Linked DNA regions of Homo sapiens: region 2 is linked to region 1. A link is an interaction called in ENCODE POLR2A ChIA-PET data of the cell type or tissue named here. Cell type or tissue: MCF 10A. All regions are shown on one strand. Links, peaks and the distances in the headings refer to the core of each region. The heading gives the core; the rest is flanking DNA. Region 1 has its middle 84 kb from the start of LINC02382. Region 2 has its middle 140 kb from the start of LINC02382.

Region 1 (4,414 bases), core at 220-4,219:
ATATTTCTTCTTGAATGAACTAAGGTAATGTATTTCCATTCTATTTTTTGAATTTAACTACTTAGCTTCTGTTAGTATTCAACCCAAGGTAGTGTTGAGGCAATTAATAGTAAACTATTTTTGAAATTCAAAAATTATCAAGTAGTATAGTAAACTAATTCATTTAAAAATAAATTTTTAGTAGATATGTTGTTTTATGTTAAGGCTGTTGAAGAATAATTTTAAATTAAAAGGTAAAACAACACATTGTTGAAATTCTGGTCAAGGGACAATGTAAAATAATTACCATAATGTAAGATGCACATTTTTTGAGAGAGCATGTAATTATGTTTTCAATTTTTCCCTTGTGGTTTTCATTGCTATATCATATATGGTGATATTTTAACATTATCTGATAGTCACAAAATTCAGACAGAGCTGAGGTTGCATTTCTGAGACATCACAAATAAAATGTAATATAAGTGAAGAGGTAATCTATTGTGAAAAATCTGAAAAAAGAAAACAGCTCTAATTATAATACAAAGACTGAAACGTTTGCCAAAATTGGAAATGATACTGTGCCTTAGTCATCTTAGGCTGCCATAACAAAATACCATAGACTCAGTGGCTTAAACAACAGAAATTTATCATATCACGGTTCTGGAGGTTGGAAGTCTGAGATTAAGTTGCAATAACGGTTGGGTTGTTGTGAGAGCTGACTTCCTTGCTTGCATGCTGCCACCTTCTCACTGTGTCCTCACATAGCAGAGACAGAGACTGCAAACTCTACCATCTCTTTTCATAAGAGGACTAATCTTGTCATGAGTACCCCTCCCTCATGACTCCATATAAATCTAATTATCTCCCACAGATTCCATCTCCAAACACCATTACATTGGGGGTTAAGGTTTCAACATACGAATTTTGGGTAGACATAATTCAGTCTATAGCAGAAGTGAATGCTTTTGAAAATGTAATGGTTAAAAGCAAACATGAAGAGTTGTATGCCTGGTTTGGCAAGGCATATAGTAAACTCGTATCTTAAACTTCACCTACTCATATCTTACATAAAAACAATATCTCAAATCGCTGTGAGATATAGGTTACTGATGATTTATTTAATGCAATTTTACCCTGAGTGGATAAATAATATTTACATAAAAAAGCATCAATCACTCAAGTATTCTTTTGCGATTGATTGATTCTTTTGTGATCATATGTAATCTCAAAATTGCAAATACCTCATAACACGGAATCAATTTAAATTTCTGCCAGGCCCCATTTCTACAAAAAAGAAAAATATTAGCCAGGCGTGGTGCCATACACCTATAGTCCCAGCTATTTAGGAAGCTAAGGTGGGAGGATCATTTGTGCCCAGGAGTTCAAGACTGCAGTAAGCTATGATCATGCCACTGAACTCCAGGCTGGGTTACAGAGTGAGACACTGTCTCTAAACAAATTAATACATTAATTTGTTTAATTTTTAACTATCATTAATATCTATTCAAAAATATTGTTCAAATTTTCTTTAGCATATTCTGCTTGATGTATTCAGAGAATGACCCTTCACAAGGCAATTGTCAAAATCCTAATTGATTGTTATTATAATTATTTTTAAGCTAAGGCAGTTAGGCAATGTTGTCAATTGCTCAATGTTAATATGTTGACCGCAAAAGCACCTATAAAGTGAATGAGTATTGCATGCAGATTAGTTTAATATCTCAGTGTCTGAAGAGAAAGACAGTCGCTTAGTTTCTCAAGTGGAATGGGTACTTTTAGATTTTCCAGTTAAAAAAGTTTACTTTAAGACTTCAGGCTGCCTGGTTCCTTGACCTTTGTGTTTCTACTTTCTAAAATTGTAGTTATCAGATTTTTTATTTTTTTGGTTCTAGTCTTAGTTGTGAAAAGAATCTGAATTTGAGGTAAGAGGACCTTAAGAAGGCTTGGTTACATATTTTGTCTGCTTTGTAGAAAATGGCCCTGTCTGCTACTTGTACACTCAGACTTAATCACTAAGAACATGATCTTCATCTGGAAGCACATTACACATAGCAAATCTTGATAGCTCTACTAGATCTGTGATTTATAGCACGCTGTTTAACCTTGCTCTTAGTTTCTTTATATGTGAAACAGGGGTAATAATTGAACATGCCATACTGAGTTGTTACAAAGATTAGTTTGATATTTAAAACATCTCTGTACCCAAAAACAAATTGCAGGAAATGGTGGGCAGAGGATCATGTTGAACGGCATTATAATCATTATAATACCTGGACCACAGTAAAAATTATGTATTTCTTATTAACTAGAGTTTTGCCTTAGTCATATTCTTACATTCCATGTTGAGTCAGCTTGGTACCTCAGAACATTTGAGGAACGCCTTTCACTTGACCTGAGCAAGCCTAATAAAACTATTGCAAAATAATCTAAAGCACTTTGATTAAGTAATAAAAGACATGAAAACACAAAAATAAGAATGTGAAAAACTCAGAAATAAGATGGCAGAACCAAGAAAGAATTATAAGTGAAAGATAAATACTGGAAATTGAAGCTAAAGAATTATAAAAGTAAACAGATACAATACATACAGCTCTAAGATAAATAGAAGACAACAAAAATAAATTTGAAATAATTGAAACAAAGAGATAAGGATCTGAGAAAAAGGACATATTGAAGACAGAAAAAGAAGAGCCTTTATATAATTACTAAGAGTCTTGAAATTTAAAAAAAAATGAAAAAATAAATTCTAAACAATAATTTTCAAGAATATAAGAAAAAAAAGAAACTAGGAACTCTAAGAGCACACCATGTGTCTGAGAGTATTAAGCCAGAATAACCATCATCAAATATACCCTAGGACAACTACTGAACTTTAAAAATAAACAGAAACATAATTCTCTCTTTAGGCATCCAGGCAACCAAGGCACATACCTTATAGAGAATGAAAGAAAATTGGTAACTATTAGACTTTTAGATAGTACTACTTTAAGTCACAGGAAATTGGACTGCTCAACAAAATACAATGTAAGCCAAGAATTTTACATCCAGCAATCTAGTGTAAAGGACACAGAAAACAGTTATTGACATGTTTTCTCAGGAAAACATTTTCCAGGAGTCCTTCTTGAAGTATCTCTGAAAGAATGAGTTCCATTCAACCAAAATACTCGAGTGAGATCAATAAAAATAACTGATAGTATTAAGTATATAGTTATTAGTAGAACAAGATAAAAGTTAAAAGGAAGAGAATGCAGAGATGGTTACATTCTTTGACAATGTAAATATAGTACCACCATTAATGAATGAATGGGTGAGAATGGGAATAGAATATACACAGAACTCTTTCTGTGTTTAGTAATTATAATTGATTGTGGTAGTGTAAGTATTGTGATCCTGAAACTGATGTGTGTGTACTGTGGGTTAAAGCAAATGAGTGATTAGAAGATATTCTAATTCTTTCATTCCTTGTATTCATGAGAATGGGGGTTCTTATGGAAGAAAGAGACAAAATGTAACATAAGATTATGTTTAAAATATGATAGATTTGAATTTGAATTAGAAAAGTCAGTGTGAATTTATATGGTAATTTATCATTAAAAATGTGTAGTGTATATTTTCTAGTTCTGCCCACTGGAAAGCCCTAGAAACAATATACAACGTAGCAGCAATGAAATTGCTAAGCCTAAATTGTGATCTTGAGATGAACATTTCTCACTAAAAGAAATGAAGCTTTCCTGTGGAAATAGCAATTTCAGGTCTGAGGTAAGAAATATGCAAAATTAGCGTGGAATTTCTTATCACATTGGAAAGGAAGAAAGCTAATAATTATTACCAGAATCAAGTCAAAAGGACTCAGCAACCTACTTTAAGAATCTCCCAGTCGCCAGTGATGGGGGAATTTTATCTTCAATGGGGTTTAGAATTATAATGGCTTGAAACCCATCAAATGTGTTTAAATCTGTGAATGCATAATCACATGAAAAAAAAAAACTAGTCAACTTGGGAGGTTGGTGATCAATATGTTGATACTTTTTTTAAATAGAGAATCAAGCAGGTATATTGGTCTTCATATATTAACTGTACTATTTAGTAAACAGAGTGAGAAAAAACATCTTGTTATAAGTGTATTCCAGCTAATCAATAATAATAAAAGATAGACTATTACCATTTTGCAGCCCCCAATGAGTTAATGGGTCTATGCATTGAACATCAACTGTTGCTAGCATTTGCCTCTTGATAGAAAAACTCAGTTCTACCAATCCTCCTGCCAAAGGCATCAAATCGGTCAATTCAAGACTCTGAATCATAATAAGGCAAACAACAACAACAACAAACAAAAAACCAACACTTGAGAGCATCAACAGGTTAGACAGCACTCAATTCTTCAAAATATAAGTTGAGAGGAAACACAAATTAAAAGAGAGAGACATAAAAGCCA
Region 2 (4,414 bases), core at 205-4,204, 230 kb before region 1:
CAAATCAAAACCACAATGAGATACCATCTCACACCAGTTAGAACGGCGATCATTAAAAAGTCAGGAAACAACAGGTGCTGGAGAGGATGTGAAGAAATAGGAACACTTTTACACTGTTGGTGGGACTGTAAACTAGTTCAACCATTGTGGAAGTCAGTGTGACGATTCCTCAGGGATCTAGAACTAGAAATACCATTTGACCCAGCCATCCAATTACTGGGTATATACCCAAAGGATTATAAATCATGCTGCTATAAAGACACATGCACACGTATGTTTATTGCGGCACTATTCACAATATCGAAGACTTGGAACCAACCCAAATGTCCAACAACGATAGACTGGATTAAGAAAATGTGGCACATATACACACCATGGAATACTATGCAGCCATACAAAATGATGAGTTCATGTCCTTTGTAGGGACATGGATGAAGCTGGAAACCATCATTCTCAGCAAACTATCGCAAGGACAAAAAACCAAACACTGCAGGTTCTCACTCATACGTGGGAACTGAACAAGAGAACACTTGGACACAGGAAGGGGAACATCACACACCAGGGCCTGTTGTGGGGTGGGGGGAGGGGAGAGGGATAACATTAGGAGATATATCTAATGTAAATGACTATTTAATGGGTGCAGCACATCAACATGGCACATGTATACATATGTAACAAACCTGCACGTTGTGTACATGTACCCTAAAACTTAAAGTATAATAAAAAAAAAGAGTAAATGAAGTAGTCAGCTGGATATGGGACCTGTCCATAACTCACAATATTTATCATCAGTCCTCTGATAAATAAGTTAATGAAAATTTTCAAACTCTCTCACTGATATAAAATTTTATTATTTAAAAACTTGTGGTAATACTGTTTCTCAATTTATTTAAAATGGGTATCCCATTTATGCAGTAAAGACACATTAATTTGTCCACAAATCAGAAACTCTGCCCTATAAAATACGATGTTTTTGCTGCAAATGAGATTTTTCTGAGTGCACAGAGAAGACTGACTTAAAGTTTAGAAATGATAGTTAATTGGAAAAGAGTTTATTAACTTAAAAATAATGAGTTAAGAGTCCATTAATTTTTAAGTCTTTTCTATAATTAGATTTAGATTTATGGTGAAGCAATTATTATTGCATCAAATCGATGGTTTGAGCCTTACTATTGTCAACTGAATGAATGTTTTTAAAAGTAAACTTTTTTATCTTTTTTAATATTAATTGAGTTTTCACGTGTACTCTGCAGGTTGATGCTGCCATACAAAAGCACTGCTTTCTGCATATAGACACTATTACATGAAGATTAGAAGTTAATATTTGAATACTTCCAAAAATATAAAATGCAGTTAAAGAAAAAAAATGATCAACACTCCAAGGAAGCAATCAGTGAAATCTGTCATGTAAGGCATTCTATAGGGCAAATGACCTTGTTTTTTCAATAAATCAATGATATTAAATGAATAAATAAATAAATAGATAGATAAAGAAGGCTGCTAAAAAACAAAGAAGACTTAAAAGAATTCATGATCAAATGCAATGTGTAGACCTTATTTAGATCCTGGTTCAAAGAAAACAACTATAATAATGATTGTTGACAGAATCAAGAACAGTTGGGCATATAATGACGATATTAAAAAATTAGTACTACTTTTATTTGGTATGAAAATAGTAGCATGATGGTTATGTTAAAAATTTGCTTTTATTTTCTAAAGTAGAATGTAGATGTATTCACAGGTAAAATGACAAGATATATGGGCTTTATTTTAAAATCTCCAGGAAAAGAATTAGAGGAGAGTGAGTAAGCCTAGACATGAAAAATATTGATAGATGTTGCACCTGAGTGAGTGGTACATGAGCTTTTGTTATATTATTATCTTAATAGGCTTGGGCTAGTATAACAAAATTCCATAGATTAGGTGGCTTATACGCAACAGACATTATCGTTCACAATTATGAAGTCTGGGAACTCCAAGATCAAGCCCTTCACCTTGTTTCTTTTGTACACATTATTTTTTTTTTGAGATTCACTCACATATTTATCTGTAATTCAATCATTTTTATAGTTATATAACGTAAATTTTGTTGCTATAGACATTCTTGTGCATGTGACTTGGAACATACAGGCCCAATTTTCTGAAGGTTTTATACCCTATAATACAATAGCTACATTATTGAATATGCTGTTCTTTAACGTAGACGCTTAGTTCACTTTTATTTGTCTTTCTACTTTTAAAACATATGCATTAAAACATTGTCTTAGCTTCAGCCCACTTATTTTGTAAATGCAACTTTTATTATTTTTGAGTTCAAAATGTTTCTAATTTTTATTACTATTCATTCTTTGTCCTGATTTTGAAAAGCATTTCTTTAAAAAATTGAAATCTAACACATTAACACATGTACACAAAAAAGTGCACAAATCATAAGTATTATAGCAAAAATGAAGAGCCTTATAAATTGATCACTTTGAAGTTCCTCTCATCTCCCTTCCAAGGCCAAGATTAGGGTAGGGCAGAAAGGTGCGTAAGGCATTAATTTTAAGAACACAGTTACTCACAGGGTTGTGCATGTGCCAAACTGGCACTTGCAGGGACTTGTATGAATGTGAGAGTGAGTATCTCCTTACATCTTGCCTCCTGGCTATCGCACTCTCCTGACCCCAGTTCAGGATATGGAAGCCATAAGCAAGACGTAGATGAATGAGCATTGCTGTGTTCCAATAAAGCTTTACTTGCAAAACCAAGCAGTGGGCCAGATTTTTGACTGCAGACTCTAGATCGCTGATGTCTGACCTGAATTCCTTTACCGACCTACATAACAGTTTATTAATTCTCTCTTCAGCTTCATCTAATCTGTTGTGAATCCCATTGGTTTAAATAGTATATTTTTAATTTCTAGATGTCTATTTGCTATTTTTTTCAAATCTGTTGTCATTTTTTTTACAATTTCTATTTTCTAAAGTTTTTTTAAACTTGTCTTTAATTTCTTTAACTGTAGTGGTTAAAATCAGCATAATGGTTTTATCATCTGTGACTGATGATTCCAGTATCTGAAATCGTTGCAGCTCTGTGTTTGACATTTTTGCTCATGATACCTGTGTTCTTGTGTGCTTGTTTTTCCTTTATCATATGATCCTCAATATCCTTGCAATTTTTTTTTCTTGGGGAAATAACTTAGGATAAAGATATGGTCATTAACAGCCATGGTTCTCAAAGTGTGGTCCCTGGACCAGCAACATCAGCATCACCTGAGAATTTGTTAGAAATATAAATTCTTAGGACTCATCCTAGACAAAATAATTAGAAAGTCTGGGGTTGAGGTCCAGCAATCTGTTTTAATAAACGCTCCACATGAGTCTGATTTATGTTCCAGTTTGAGAATTGCTGCTTTAAAGAAGATGTTCAAAGTTTATTAAGTGTCTAGAGTATCTGGGACGTGGTTAAATTCACGTCTTGAGTTTTTTGGGCCTCTCAGATGATGTTAATGTGGGTGGAAAATCTTGACTTGTATGGCAAACTTGTCTTGAGGGTGCAGCCACTATGGCCTCAGATTAATGTGGGGAGAATGTCCTATCAGATGCCTGTATCTTGAGTGGACTCTGAAATTTGATTGCTCCTCCTCTCATTTCATATGCCCCCTCTAACCGAAGTTCGAAGTTCAAAGAGTGACAAGAACTTCAAATAAAAAGAGCTTTTGTGCCACTTTTTCCTCTGCCTTCAAACTTGCCCTTCAGTTCTGGTAATTCAGTTCTTCCCTTCTGACTAGTAATACCTTATTTTTTTAGCTTCTTAATGTCTTTGAGGTGATTTTTTAAATTTTATCCAACAATTTCAGTTTGCTTTCAAAGAGTTAGTTCCAATTTCCTAGCTTGCCATTATAGAAGATGATCTCATGCAGGCATTTCTAGGATTAGTTTGTTTTCTTCTAAAACACGATAGAAAACAAAAAAATTTACCTTAGTGGGGACATGGCACTGATTTGAAACATTCTTAAAATGCTTACCTTCTGACTTACGCCTCACCTAAGTACAGATTTACTTTCCAATAAAGCCTGTTGGCCTTGTTGAAACTGCTCTCTGTGGATGTTGAAAGTTATTTTGCTTCACACATTTATCATACGTGTTTGAATGTGATGCAGCAATTGCCTGAGACTTAAAATTAATCTTTGAGAGTTCATTCATATACTTATTATAATAAATATTCATATTGGCAGAAAGTGGATCATTCTGAGGTGGAATGTTGCTTTAAGGAAGTGAATTTATTGACTGTTGGATGAAAATAACATATTTATGCAAAACGATTCTGTAAAGCAACATATGCTATTTGCTTTAAGAGATGTATTCACACAAGAGTGTAGACAGAGAAATAAGTTAAGTTAATTTAAGATTCCAAACCTTCTCACCAGGAC

The links. ChIA-PET counts read pairs that join two places held together with the same protein. Peaks named below come from ENCODE experiments on the same cell type or tissue, not always from the same donor. Only the 100,000 strongest peaks of a DNase experiment are listed, where the experiment ranks them.
Region 2: POLR2A ChIA-PET joins it to region 1 with 5 read pairs; 1 of 35 experiments calls an interaction of 5 or more read pairs at or near these places.

What each region holds. Positions count from the first base shown.
Region 1 is chr4:170,825,734-170,830,147 of GRCh38, forward strand. No RefSeq gene overlaps it. Among named protein-coding and RNA genes, the nearest start is that of LINC02382, 84 kb to the left of the region's middle. In MCF 10A, for the core only: no CTCF peak of the experiment used is centred there; a DNase peak (open chromatin) is centred at 2,338.
Region 2 is chr4:170,597,485-170,601,898 of GRCh38, forward strand. No RefSeq gene overlaps it. Among named protein-coding and RNA genes, the nearest start is that of LINC02382, 140 kb to the right of the region's middle. In MCF 10A, for the core only: no CTCF peak of the experiment used is centred there; a DNase peak (open chromatin) is centred at 2,597.